2 separate regions of the Homo sapiens genome follow, and region 2 is linked to region 1. Evidence: read pairs that join two places in POLR2A ChIA-PET (ENCODE). Cell type or tissue: PC-9. All regions are shown on one strand. Links, peaks and the distances in the headings refer to the core of each region. The heading gives the core; the rest is flanking DNA. Region 1 holds the start of KRTAP4-6 (keratin associated protein 4-6). Region 2 overlaps LOC105371777 (a long non-coding RNA gene).

Region 1 (2,916 bases), core at 159-2,658:
AAATAAGATACAGAAACATTGCTGTAAAAGGAAATACAGGGTGAAACAATCAGACTTTCAAATCTGAGAGTGAGACAACCTTGCCCCGAGTTACCCTGCAAGAATTTCCATGTTTGGGACAGAAGAACTTGGTATCCATAAATACAAATATAAGGTATAAAATTTGGTAAATTCTATTAATTTCTTTCTGTAAATAATATCTAATTTCACACTTGGGTCAACATGGGGAACATATATTCTAGATGTATAGCCAGGACATATATCCTAGATATATGTCCAGGATATGGAAACACAGTTGGTGGGAATGGCCTCTTCTGAGTTGTTTATGAGATGCACAAGGTCTGCTTCTGTGAGGAGTGAGCTGAAGGGGAGGAGATAGTTTCAGGCAAGGAGCTCAGCAGCAAGAGGAGGCACAGCACAAGGGACGGGGGCAGGTGGAAATGACACAGGTTGGGCGATAGCAAGTGGTGTGGCAGGAGACTCGGCCACAGACTGGACGCAGGCAGCAGCAGGGGCGGCAGCAGCACGGGCGGCAGCAGCTGGATTCACAGCAAGAGGGGCGGCAGCAGCTGGAGATGCAGCAGCTGGGACGGCAGCAGGTTGGCTGGCAGCACACAGACTGGCAGCACTGGGACCTGCAGCACCTGGACACACAGCAGCTGGGGCGACAGCAGCTGGAGATGCTGCAGCTGGGACGGCAGCAAGTGGGCTGGCAGCACACAGACTGGCAGCACTGGGGTCTGCAGCAGCTGGATACACAGCAGCTAGGGCGGCAGCAGGTGGTCCTGCAGCAGGTGGTCTGACAGCAGCTGGGACAGCAGCTGGGACGGCAGCAGGTGGGCTGGCAGCACACAGACTGGCAGCACTGGGGTCTGCAGCAGCTGGACACACAGCAGCTGGGGCGGCAGCAGGTGGTCCTGCAGCAGGTGGTCTGACAGCAGCTGGGGCGGCAGCAGGTCTCCAGGCCACAGCCCTGGTCAGAGCAGACGGAACCACAACAGGAGCTGACCATGGTGTCAGAGGGTAAAGGTTCTGGGTGGGTTTCCAAGAGAGTGAGTTTCGTGAGTTTGGGAGTCTCCTTGCTGCATGTCCCCTTTTATACCCAGCTGAGGAGCCTTTGTGATTATGAGAAGATTGTTTCCTTGTTTTTGTTTATATGACACAAATGCAATTACTAAATTATATTGTGTTTTTCTAGTAAAAAATCCCAATATATAGAAAATGATTATTTCCCTTTTCTCACCCTGGTGTTCCCACATGAGTCACCTCTTGTTTTCCTTTCCTTGGTTTCAGTGTCACATGACTTCAGTCTCTGGGTATCATGTGACATGGGAGGGCCACTGTCACTTGTCTGTTTCTCATCATGATATCGTTTTGGGAGAGCTTCTGATTGGGCTAAGATCTCTAGTGGAGAAATGCATGTGTCAATCAGCTGGAATGCTGACAGGAAAAAAAGAAAATATGCTCCTGTTTTTGAGTGTGAGAAATAAGGAAGCTTATGATTCATTGTATGTATTCTGGGTGGCCATTGAGCTAACTAAATTCCTAGGTCATTGCAAGCTGTGTTAATTCTCATCACTCTGGTGCACCTTGAAACAGTTAGTAGTGACTCACTGTTTCTAAGGAACAAAGCATCATCTGGGCTTGAGCTGCGTCTGTCTTCAAAAGTGTCCTACAGGCTGAAGTAGAGTAATGTGGATCATAGTTTTTGATCTGCCTTTTGAAATATCAAATGTGTAATGGTTATGCTTTATTGACATTTTGTTAAAATCTTTTTCATACATTTTGAGCTAAAACATCTAGCAGGGTTTTTTTTTAGTATCACTTATTTCTAAGATTTTTTAAGAAGCATTGAGAGGAATATAAAAGATATATTCTTTAACTTACAGGTACTTATGTAACTGTGGACCTCAATTTTAAAAATCACCCACTTTCTCTTCCTTTCCTCCCCTCTCACCTCTTCATTCCTTCCCTCTGCACACTCCCTTCTGGCAATACTATCTAATATCTTATCTAATTATATTCTTGCTTAAGAAATTCCAGAGGCTAATCTTGAAACAAACCAGGCACAGAGCCCTGAGGAATCCTCTCACTTAGGGGGAATCTTGAACAATTAATCCACCACCATTGGGCTGAAGTCAAAATAATGCCTCCCAAACCTCTGGACACCCAAGATAGCCATTGGAACAAGACATGCAGACTCAGCACCCTGCACCACCCCTGCATGTCTCCCATGCCAAGTTTCCCTTTCAAAACCCTATGGCAAATTTTAAAATTTAAGATGGCACTTTAGAATGCTAGTTCACTAGCTAAAGGATGTCAGTGAGATATATCTTGGGGTGAAATGTTTTTATTTCCTTCACTTAGCATTCTTCTAGTTATTCATTACCAGTTAGTTCAAATGCCATTTTTCTCCAATATCTTTCTTGGCCTCACACAAAGCAAGGTTATCCTCTGGTTTACTGGCTCTCCAACTAGAACTAACTTTCCTTTCACCAGCCCTTGCCTCTTATGTGTTGGCTTTCCAGCAGCAAGCAGCTGAACCTGGGTCCAGTTACATTTACACAGAAATTGCATTCATAACAAGTTTTTATTTTATTTATTTATGTATTTATTTTTTGAGATGGAGTTTCACTCTTATTGCCCAGGCTGGAGTGCAGTGGCACCATCTCAGCTCACTGCAACCTCTGCTTTCCAGGTTCAAGTAATTCTTCCGCCTCAGCCTCCCAAGTAGCTGGGATTACAGCCATGTGTCACCACGCCCGTCTAATTTTGTATTTTTAGTAGAGATGGGGTTTCACCATGTTGTCCAGGCTGATTTCAAACTCCTGACCTCAGGTGATCCACCCACCTTGGCCTCCCAAAGTGCTGGGATTATAGGAGAGAGCCACTGTGCCCGGCCCATAAAGAGTTTTT
Region 2 (2,916 bases), core at 146-2,645, 240 kb before region 1:
GAGCAGGTGGGGAAGAGCAGGGCACTTACTCACCCCCAGACCTTTCCTGGAGGTGTGATCTGGGCTTGGATGGGAAGCACCGGCATGTGAAAGGCCCTGAGGCAGGGAAATGAGCAGAGGTGGGCTGGAAAGGAACCACTGAGTAGAGAAGGGAGGAAAGGAGGCTATAAAGGTCACATTCATTCCATCTCTTCGTGTCTTAACTCTGAAAGAGTCAGAGAACTCCAAATAAAGACCGCTCACATTTTAACGTGGTTGGTAAGGAAGATGAGGGTCTGTGGGATGTGGGAGCAGAACAGTGAGAAAACATCTGAAAGCCACCCTGCTAGGAAGCCTTCCCCGGTTTCTTCGGCTTTCAGCCTCACTTCCTCCTGATTTTTCACAGCACTTCCCAGGGATTCTTGCTTGCTCCTTTCCTATGGGCCCTTGTTAGTACTTCTTCTGCCGGACCCCAGGGAACTCTGAAGATAAATAATTGCAGGCTGGGCGCAGTGGTTCACGCCTGTAAGCCGAGGTGGGAGGATTGCTTGAATCCAGTTCAAGACCAGCCCTGTAAACATAGTGAGACTCCTTCTCTACAAAACATTAAAAAAAAAAAAAAATAGCAGGGTGCGGTGGCACGCACTTGTAGTTCCAGCTACTTTGGAGGCTGAAGTGGGAGGATTGCTTGAGCCCAGAAGGTCGAGGCTGCAGTGAGTGGTGACTGTGTCACTGAACTCCAGTCTGGGGAACAGAGCAAGAATCTGTCTCTAAAAAATCAACAAAAATAATTGCATGAGTCAGGTCAATCTGCAGGCTTAGGGGGCCAGGTGATATGTTCATTGCGTAGTTGGAAAATAGCATGTGATAAGGTAATCAGTCCGGGGATAGTCCAGTTTGGGGTGTCAGAGGGTCAGGAGGAACAGCTCCACTGTGAGGAGCCCCATTTAACCTGATTTAGAAAAGGGAAGGCAGAGAAGCATCAGCGTTGAAACAGGGTTCCCTAGTGACCACAACCGTTGTAGACAGTACACCTTTTTGTGGTTTAGGGTTTTATTCCTGTAATATGTTTCGTAGCCTTATAAATCCGGGGCTTTACACCTTGCTGGGGACTTACTAGGTGTCAATGGAGATGTGGTTTATTAATTGTATTCTTTTTTAAGAATAAGTTGCTCCTATTTGGCTTTCACAATGCAGCTAATATTTTTGATGCCTCAGGTTCTATGAAGGCCTCATTGTTTGGCGTTTTCTACTTTTTTAAGCAATGAAAATGTGGAAAAGCCTGGAGCAATTTCTTATGCGTTTGACACATATGTTGAGGGATATTAAATAATTGCTGCCCAGAGTAAAATATAACAGGTTTTTATGGCCAACCCTTATGTTGACAGAGTGTACAGGCTGGTAGCTATGTATACTTTTTCAAAATAAATGCATCTCTGTGAAATGAGCTATCATCTGAAAGCATGGAGTAATTAAGGAGCAATATATTTGTTCCAAGGAACTGACATTAATGTTGACACACGATGTTTCTAGGCAATTTGATCTATACCAATAATTCACTTTCTTCCCTACAGCAGGACTCATTTTGTTCCTAAGTCATTGGAGGCTGTATTAGAGATTTATCTGGTGGCTTTTTAAAAGCACATTATTTACTACAGTGTGTGTTGAGCCACCATTTATGTTTATTGATCGTAATAAGTATGGCATTCAACCAGAATTTGGATTCAGGTTTTTAATATCTAATTTAGATTCTTTCCCTTGATTACACTGACATAGGGCCTTAGCATTGTTAAAACTGAAAAACTATACAGCAAATTTGACCCTAGATACAATGATCAATCAATCGAAGAGCAAAAATGGAAACCAGTTATTCTGGCTGGTCACAATCTCGTATTAAAATGACTGATCTGGGCCTGGCACAGTGGCTCATGCCTGTAATCCCAGCACTTTGGGAGGCTGAGGTGGGTGAATCACCTGAGGTCAGGAGTTCAAGACCAGCCTGGCCAACATGGCGAAACCCGGTCTCTACTAAAAATACAAAAATTATCTCGGTGTGATGGTGGGCATCTGTAACCCCAGCTACTCAGGAGGCTGAGGCAGGAGAATCGCTTGAACTTGGGAGGCAGAGGTTGCAGTGAGCCAAGATTGCGCCAGTGCACTCCAGCCTGGGCAAGAAGAGCGAAATTCTGTCTCAAAAAAAAAAGAAAAAAGACTGAGGTTTGTTATAATGATTATGATCATTTTGTCTTTGCCTTTTTATTTCTTAGTATCCCAGAAATTATCCAACCAACATTTTTGATGTGGAAATGTGAATGAAATCTCTTTTGGTAGAACTACAAGAAAGATTTTAAAGGTCGTATTTTTTCAGTTTTATCAACATGGACTTAGTAAGTAGCATAACGTCATCAGACTGATCTGGTTCAACTTTTATGTTACAGAGTTGTGAGTTGTTGTGAGTTGTTTTTCAGTTCCATGGACCCCCTGAGCATGCCCAGATGAACCAAGTGTGCAGGAACCTAAGTGCTTGGACTAAGGAGTGGGGACTGAATTAAGAAGCGGACACCCCATGGCAGGGTCCAGTCAGATCATGCCTCCCAGCATCACCTCATTGCAGGATCAGATCATCCTCATTACCCTATGGTTATGAAACCTGACCTAGCCTCAAGCTCAGGGAGACAGATTTGAGCATTTCCTTCAGTTTCCTTGTCAGTCTACTCACAATAAACCTTTCTCACTGCCAAAACCCAGTGCTTTGGTGCTTGACTTAACTTTGCCTGAGGGCAAACGGACCTGGTTTGGTTTGGTGACAGTAGTTTGTGTGTTATTTTAAAGCATTGGTGTTTTAAAATTGTACTGAGATATTAATATACAGAGGTAATAATCCCCAAAGTAAAACTATCATCATAAAACCTTTTTGGGATGGAATAGCTCTTTTTT

Evidence for each region. Peaks named below come from ENCODE experiments on the same cell type or tissue, not always from the same donor. Only the 100,000 strongest peaks of a DNase experiment are listed, where the experiment ranks them.
Region 2: POLR2A ChIA-PET joins it to region 1 with 9 read pairs; 3 of 35 experiments call an interaction of 5 or more read pairs at or near these places.

What each region holds. Positions count from the first base shown.
Region 1 is chr17:41,139,476-41,142,391 of GRCh38, forward strand. It overlaps KRTAP4-6 (keratin associated protein 4-6), which reads right to left and starts at 1,069. Exons shown (of 1, transcript NM_030976.2): 1 at 1-1,069. The coding sequence starts at 1,012. The coding sequence ends at 395. RefSeq lists an enhancer at 201-713. In PC-9, for the core only: no CTCF peak of the experiment used is centred there; a DNase peak (open chromatin) is centred at 1,476; H3K27ac peaks cover 2,427 bases.
Region 2 is chr17:40,895,710-40,898,625 of GRCh38, forward strand. The region is part of intron 1 of LOC105371777 (a long non-coding RNA gene); the gene reads left to right. Among named protein-coding and RNA genes, the nearest start is that of KRT20, 12 kb to the left of the region's middle. In PC-9, for the core only: no CTCF peak of the experiment used is centred there; no DNase peak of the experiment used is centred there.